Regions from separate parts of the Homo sapiens genome. Here region 1 is linked to region 2. A link is a loop called in an ENCODE intact Hi-C map of the cell type or tissue named here. Cell type or tissue: endothelial cell of umbilical vein. All regions are shown on one strand.

What was found. Hi-C counts contacts between places; a loop is a spot of excess contacts. Peaks named below come from ENCODE experiments on the same cell type or tissue, not always from the same donor. Only the 100,000 strongest peaks of a DNase experiment are listed, where the experiment ranks them.
Region 1: a loop joins it to region 2, with 17 times the contacts of the local background. A loop is called at or near these places in 82 of 110 quality-filtered maps.

The regions. Positions count from the first base shown.
Region 1 is chr7:74,065,809-74,069,808 of GRCh38, forward strand. It overlaps ELN (elastin), which reads left to right. Exons shown (of 33, transcript NM_000501.4): 31 at 136-189; 32 at 924-968; 33 at 2,849-4,000. The coding sequence ends at 2,892. Among named protein-coding and RNA genes, the nearest start is that of ELN-AS1, 5.5 kb to the left of the region's middle. In endothelial cell of umbilical vein, a CTCF peak has its summit at 2,206 (motif pointing right); a DNase peak (open chromatin) is centred at 2,213.
Region 2 is chr7:74,392,265-74,396,264 of GRCh38, forward strand. The region is part of intron 13 of CLIP2 (CAP-Gly domain containing linker protein 2); the gene reads left to right. Among named protein-coding and RNA genes, the nearest start is that of GTF2IRD1, 60 kb to the right of the region's middle. RefSeq lists a silencer at 3,587-3,776. In endothelial cell of umbilical vein, a CTCF peak has its summit at 1,586 (motif pointing left); DNase peaks (open chromatin) are centred at 1,577 and 2,497; H3K27ac peaks cover 592 bases.

The DNA.
Region 1 (4,000 bases), 330 kb before region 2:
GCTCAGGCCTCCCTCTGGCTCCCCCTACCCCTGAAGATCTTGTCTGGGACATTCCTTAACCCAGAACCCAGCAGGGATATCAGGGCCTCTTCCCGATGGGGGTGTCTTATCCTGACCCCACCTGCCTCTTCTCAGGTGCTGCTGGCCTTGGAGGTGTCCTAGGGGGTGCCGGGCAGTTCCCACTTGGAGGTAGGGGTGGCCAGCTCTGCTACGTAGTCCTCAGCTCTGTCCCGATCTAGAGGGGGCCTGTCCATCTAGCAGTGGGGACTCCCAGAGCCCATGTCCACACAAGGACAGGAGACTGGGGCTGGTGAGGGCACTTTAGGATTGCAGATGTACTGGGCAAACGGGCAAGCTATAAGGTTGGGGACAGTGCCAGGCTGAGCTCAGGGTTGAGGCCATGAGGTGCCACACCTGGTTGCTAGGTGGCGGCATGTTGTGTTGAGAAAGCCACTCTGGCTGTAGTGAGGGGGATTGGCTGGGCGTGGTGGCTCACGCCTGTAATCCCAGCACTTTGGGAGGCCTAGGTGGGTGGATCACTTGAGGTCAGGAGTTCGAGACCAGTCTGGTCAACATGGTGAAACCCTGTCTCTACTAAAAAAAATGCAAAAATTAGCCAAACGTGGTGGACGCCTGTAATCCCAGCTACTCGGGAGGCTGAGGCGGGAGAATCACTGGAGCCTGGGAAGCGGAGGTTGCAGTGAGCCAAGATCGCACCACTGCACTCCAGCCTGGGTGACAGAGCAAGACCCCATCTCAAAAAAATAATAATAAAATAAAATATAAAAAATTATATAGTGGGGGGGATGGAGAGGAGGTGATCCCAGACAGAGGTCTTGGGTGAGCCAGTGCAGGCAGAAAGTGATGAGGCTGGAGTCAGTTTCCACCCCTACCAACCCACCAACCTGAAATCTCTCCTGCAGGAGTGGCAGCAAGACCTGGCTTCGGATTGTCTCCCATTTTCCCAGGTATGCCAGGCTCCCTGCCCCTGGGCCCTGCCCTGGAGCTGCAGCCACCTCCTCCCTCCTCTCCTGTGCCATCTCCTGCTCAGAAGGGCTGAGCCAGCACCCAGGGGTGGACCCCACAGCCTCAGGTCACACGAGGCTGGACCCCGAGCTGAATGTAGAGCCTCCCCTCCTTCTTGCTGACCTCTTATAAACACAGGGAACATTTGCTTTTTAAAAACACAGTTCATGGCCAGGTGTGATGGCTCACACCTGTAATCCCAGCACTTTGGGAGGCTGAGGAGGGCAGATCACCTGAGGTCAGGAGTTCAAGACCAGCCTGGCCAACATGGCGAAACCCTGTCTCTATTAAAAATACTAAAATTAGCCGGGTGTGGTGGCTCACGCCTGTAATCCCAGCCCTTTGGGAGGCCAAGGCAGGTGGATCACGAGGTCAGGAGATGGAAACCATCCTGGCTGAAACGGTGAAACCCCGTCTCTACTAAAAATACTATAGTCTTCTTTTTTTTTTTGAGATGGAGTCTTGCTCTGTTGCCCAGGCTGGAGTGCAGTGGCACGATCTTGGCTCACTGCAACCTCTGCCTCCTAGGTTCAAGCGATTCTTCTGCCTCAGCCTCCCAAGTAGCTGGGACTACAGGCATACACCACTACGCCCAGCTAATTTTTGTATTTTTAGTAGAGACGGGGTTTCACCATATTGGCCAGGCTGGTCTCGAACTCCTGACCTCGTGATCCGCCCGCCTCGGCCTCCCAAAGTGCTGGGATTACAGGAGTGAGCCACCACGTCCGGCCGTCTCTACTAAAAATACAAAAAATTAGCCGGGCATGGTGGCGGGCACCTGTAGTCTCAGCTACTCGGGAGGCTCACGCAGGAGAATGGTGTGAACCCGGGAGGCGGAGCATGGTGTGAACCCGGGAGGCGGAGCTTGCAGTGAGCCGAGATTGCGCCACTGCACTCCAGCCTGGGCGGCACAGCAAGACTCCGTCTCAAAAAAAAAAAAAAAATTAGCCAGGTGTGGTGGTGCACGCCTGTAATCCCAGCTACTCTGGAGGCTGAGACAGGAGAATTGCTTGAACCCAGGAGGCGGAGGTTGCAGTGAGCTGAGACTACACCACTGCCCTCTAGCCTGGGTGATGACAGGGCAAGACGATTGCGTCTCAAAAAAAAAAAAAAAAAAAAAAAAAAACCTTCAGAGGCAGATGTCTGTTCCTGCCCCACTCTCTGCTCACTGCCACCAGGTGGCGGTAAGGAGCCATATCTGGCTCAAGCAGGGTTAGGAACTGCTCCGGGCCGCGCTACTAGACAATGGTGCCTTACCTAATACAGACTGATGCCTTGAAACAGGGTTCACCCATCAGACTATTCCCAGGAGGGGGTAGGAATCCTGGGTTTGAGTCCCAGCTCAGACACTATGTGGATAAGACCCTCTCTCCCTCTACTGGGCCTTGATTTACTTATCTGATGCCCTCTCAGATGTATGGGTCCACCCCACTCCCTGAGAGGGCCGTCTCCTGCAGACACTGACTCTCCCTTCATCCCATGTTCCTTGATGGAGCTGCTCTTAGCCTTTCCCCGAAAGGCTTCTTGGAGCAGTGGAGCCAGGAGCCAGTGCCAGGCCCCGTCCTTCCCCAGCCAGGCCCCATGACCTGCCCCCTTTTCTGCGAGCGTTGGTTTCATCCAAGTAATATCTTGGGGGCTTCTCCCGCCCCATCTGTCCAGTGGAAGTTGATGGCATGGATCAGGTCTGAGTTTGGCCTGGGGCCATGACTTGGCTTCTCTTGGCTTCTTGGAGCCTCCATTCGAGTGGGTCAGAGCAGGCGGGGATTAGAGCCGAAACTGAGAGGGGCCGGACTCACAGTGATGTGCACCTCCTCCCGTCCAGGTGGGGCCTGCCTGGGGAAAGCTTGTGGCCGGAAGAGAAAATGAGCTTCCTAGGACCCCTGACTCACGACCTCATCAACGTTGGTGCTACTGCTTGGTGGAGAATGTAAACCCTTTGTAACCCCATCCCATGCCCCTCCGACTCCCCACCCCAGGAGGGAACGGGCAGGCCGGGCGGCCTTGCAGATCCACAGGGCAAGGAAACAAGAGGGGAGCGGCCAAGTGCCCCGACCAGGAGGCCCCCTACTTCAGAGGCAAGGGCCATGTGGTCCTGGCCCCCCACCCCATCCCTTCCCACCTAGGAGCTCCCCCTCCACACAGCCTCCATCTCCAGGGGAACTTGGTGCTACACGCTGGTGCTCTTATCTTCCTGGGGGGAGGGAGGAGGGAAGGGTGGCCCCTCGGGGAACCCCCTACCTGGGGCTCCTCTAAAGATGGTGCAGACACTTCCTGGGCAGTCCCAGCTCCCCCTGCCCACCAGGACCCACCGTTGGCTGCCATCCAGTTGGTACCCAAGCACCTGAAGCCTCAAAGCTGGATTCGCTCTAGCATCCCTCCTCTCCTGGGTCCACTTGGCCGTCTCCTCCCCACCGATCGCTGTTCCCCACATCTGGGGCGCTTTTGGGTTGGAAAACCACCCCACACTGGGAATAGCCACCTTGCCCTTGTAGAATCCATCCGCCCATCCGTCCATTCATCCATCGGTCCGTCCATCCATGTCCCCAGTTGACCGCCCGGCACCACTAGCTGGCTGGGTGCACCCACCATCAACCTGGTTGACCTGTCATGGCCGCCTGTGCCCTGCCTCCACCCCCATCCTACACTCCCCCAGGGCGTGCGGGGCTGTGCAGACTGGGGTGCCAGGCATCTCCTCCCCACCCGGGGTGTCCCCACATGCAGTACTGTATACCCCCCATCCCTCCCTCGGTCCACTGAACTTCAGAGCAGTTCCCATTCCTGCCCCGCCCATCTTTTTGTGTCTCGCTGTGATAGATCAATAAATATTTTATTTTTTGTCCTGGATATTTGGGGATTATTTTTGATTGTTGATATTCTCTTTTGGTTTTATTGTTGTGGTTCATTGAAAAAAAAAGATAATTTTTTTTTCTGATCCGGGGAGCTGTATCCCCAGTAGAAAAAACATTTTAATCAC
Region 2 (4,000 bases):
GGCGTGAACCTAGGAGGCGGAGCTTGGAGTGAGCCAAGATCACGCCGCTGCACTCCAGCCTGGGCGACAGAGTGAGACTCCATCTCAAAAAAAAAAAAAAGAAAAGGAAAGAAAAGAAAATAGCTGGGCGTGGAGCACACGCCTGTGGGTCCCAGCTACTCAGGAGGCTGCGGTAGTAGGATTACTTGGGCCCAGGAAGTGGAGACTCAGTAAGCCATGATCATACCACAGCCTGGGCGACAGAGCAAGACCCTGTCTCAAAAAACAATAAGTAAAAGGCTGAGTGTGGTGGCTGCTCACGCCTGTAATCCCAGCACTTTGGGAGGCCGAGGCAGGTAGATCACCTGAGGTCAGGAGTTCGAGACCAGCCTGGCCAAGATGATGAAACCCCATATCTACTAAAAATACAAAAATTATCCAGGTATGGTGAAGCACGCCTGTAATCCCAGCTACTTCAGGCAGGAGAATCACTTGAACTAGGAGGTGGAGGTTGCAGTGAGCCAAGATCGTGCCATTGCACTCCAGCCTGGGCAACAAGAGTGAAACTCTGTCTCAAAAATAATAATAGTAATAAACACAATTTTAAAAAATAACAAATGGCAAGACCTAACAACACAGGACAGACTTCCAGCATGGCGATCACCCCATCATAGCTGGGGAGCCCCTGCCCCCTTCTGATGGGCGTGGGCCCCCTGAGTCTCCTGGGGAGGCCCCACTTTCCCTTCATTATTTTTCTTACTCCCAATTCCCCAGCCCCTGTAAGCATTTGCTTTTTTTTTTTTTTTTTTTGAGACGGAGTCTTACTCTGTTGCCCAGGCTGCAGTACAGTGGCGCGATCTCAGGTCACTGCAACCTCCACCTTCTGGGTTCAAGCGATTCTCCTGCCTCAGCCTCCCGAGTAGCTGGGATTACAGGCGCCCATCACCATGCCCAGCTAATTTTTAGTAGGGACAGGGTTTCACTGTGTTGGCCAGGCTGGTCTCCAACTCCTAACCTCAAGTGATCTGCCTGCCTCTGCCTCCCAAAGTGCTGGGAGTACAGGCATGAGCCACCGCACTGGGCCCAGCATTTGCATTTCTTTTTTTTTTTGAGATGGAGTTTTGCTCTTGTTGTCCAGGCTGGAGTGCAGTGGCACAATCTCTGCTCACTGCAACCTCCACCTCCTAGGTTCAAGTGATTCTCCTGCCTCAGCCTTATGAGTAGCTGGGATTACAGGCATGTGCCACCATGCCCGGCTAATTTTGTATTTTTAGTAGAGATGGGGTTTCTCCATGTTGGTCATGCTGGTCTCGAACTCCCGACCTCAGGTGATCCACCCGCCTCAGCCTCCCAAAGTGCTGGGAATACAGGTGTGAGCCACTCTGCCGGGCCCAGCATTTGCATTTCAACCCAAGTTAAAGGAATCTCTTTGAAGCACAGACATCCTTTTGTAAAAGAAGAAATGCTACCTCCTTTCCTTCTATACAGATTAAGAGTTGCTCTAGCTACATTTGCTACAAATCTAACACCTTTCTAGAAACTGTAGCCCTGCCCAGGAAGGAAACAGATGCGATGAGGCAATCTAGGAATTTTCCAGAACAACACTGCCCTCTGCAGATGCAGCCTGTGTTTTTCCAGTAGGAACAAACCAGCCAGGACCCTGGCCAGGGTTCCAGGGCTGCCCTCCCTCCCCTGTCTCCCATCCTAAGTGGAAAAGTTATTATTGGTGCCCTGCCTGGTCTCACTTTCTCCGAGGAAGCTTTCCGCCCTATCTCAGCCGCAGGATGCCCCTCCGCTGAGTCTCGATAGAACTTCCTGGAGTTTTGGGTCTTTATCCATTGTCTCTGAATTTTCCCTGTCATCTGAAGCCACATTTCCTCTTTCCCAGAGGGCCTCATCCCCGTCTCCCTGCTGTCAACAGCTGTCAACAGCCTCCTTCCATCCTTCAGCTCTCATCAGTTATGAGATTCCTCCCTTCTGGGATACCTTCTTTTTCTTCTTATTTTTTTTTTTTTTTTTTTTTTGAGATGGAGTTTTGCTCTTGTTGCCCAGGCTGGAGTGCAGTGGCACAATCTCTGCTCACCGCAACCTCTGCCTCCTGGGTTCAAGCAATTCTCCTGCCCCAGCTTCCCAAGTAGCTGGGATTACAGGCATGCGCCACCATGCCGGGCTAATTTTGTATTTTTAGTATAGATAGGGTTTCTCCATGTTGGTCAGGCTGGTCTCAAACTCCCGACCTCAGGTGATCCACCTGCCTCGGCCTCCCAAAGTGCTGGGAGCACAGGCGTGGGCCACCGCCCCGGGCCCAGCATTTGCATTTCAACCCGAGTTAAAGGAATCTCTTTGAAGCACAGACATCCTTTTGTAAAAGAAGAAATGCCATCTCCTTTCCTTCTATACAGATTAGGAGTTGCTCTAGCTACATTTGCTACAAATCTAACACCTTTCTAGAAACTGTAGCCCTGCCCAGGAGGGAAACAGATGCGATGAGGCAATCTAGGAATTTTCCAGAACAACACTGCCCTCTGCAGATGCAGCCTGTGCCTTTTCCAGTAGGAACAAACCAGCCAGGCCCCTGGCCAGGGTTCCAGGGCTGCCCTCCCTCCCCTGTCTCCCATCCTAAGTGGAAAAGTTATTCTTGGTGCCCTGCCTGGTCTCACCTTCTCCGAGGAAGCTTTCTGCCCTGTCTCAGCCACAGGATGCCCCTCTGCTGAGTCTCGATAGAACTTTCTGGAGTTTTGGGTCTTTATCCATTGTCTCTGAATTTTCCCTGTCATCTGAAGCCACATTTCCTCTTTCCCAGAGCCTGGCCTCATCCCCGTCTCCCTGCTGTCAACAGCTGTCAACAGCCTCCTTCCATCCTTCAGTTCTCATCAGTTATGAGATTCCTCCCTTCTAGGATACCTTCTTTTTCTTCTTCTTTTTTTTTTTTCTGAGACGGAGTTTTGCTCTGTGACCCAGGCTGGAGTGCAGTGGCGCAATCTTGGCTCACCGCAACCTCTGCCTCCTGGGTTCAAGCAATTCTCCTGCCCCAGCCTCTCAAGTAGCTGGGATTACAGGCATGCACTACCACGCCCAGCTAATTTTGTATTTTTAGTAGAGATGGGGTTTCACCATGTTGACAGGCTGGTCTTGACTCATGACCTCAAGTAATCTGCCCGCCTTGGCCTCCCAAAGTGCTGGGATTACAGGCATGTGCTACCACACCCAGCTAATTTTTGTATTTTGAGTAGAGATAGGGTTTTGCTATGTTGGCCAGGCTGGTCTCAAACTCCTGACCTCAGGTGATCTGTCCTCCTCAGCCTCCCAAAGTGCTGGGATTACAGGCATAAGCCACCATGCCTGGCCAGAGATACCTTCTTTTTGGCCAGTTTGCTAAGTCCAGTTCATTCTTCAGGGCTTAGCACATTGTCACCTCTTCCTTGAAGCCTTTCTTGATTGATACAGGCCACCGTGGGCTCCTCCACACTCCTGCAGTGCTTAGGATGGAGGTGGGAGATCAGCTAGGAATGCTTTGGTGACAGTGATGTCACATCCATCAAACAGCAGATTAAAGTAGCAGAGATTTCCTTTTCTTACATAACAAGAAATCTGGAGGTAGCTGTGACTGGCAGTTGGTTCAGGAGCTTAAGATCTCAGTGCCAACACCTTTGCAGTGCTCCCCGCCTCATGATTGCAAGGTGGCTGCTGAAAGTCCAGCCATCACATCATACATCATAGCAGAAAGGAGGAGGAAAGGGAAGGGAGCTGTGCCAGCAGATTTCCACTGTTCTCTACCCGTGGCCACCTAGTAAGGGAGTTTTCCCCTCTGTAGTAGTTGCAGGCAAGGGAAAACGCTAGGGCATAGGGGTGCATGTGCTCCTGCCTATGCCCATGGCAGGCATTACCAATCGATCACTGCACTGTTTCCTGCAGACCCCAAATGTGGCCTCAGAACCATTATCATCATAGTACTCCAGGTAGATCCTGTCAGTTGATTAAGAGGTGACATGGGAGATAAAACCCATTTGACATCAGGTAT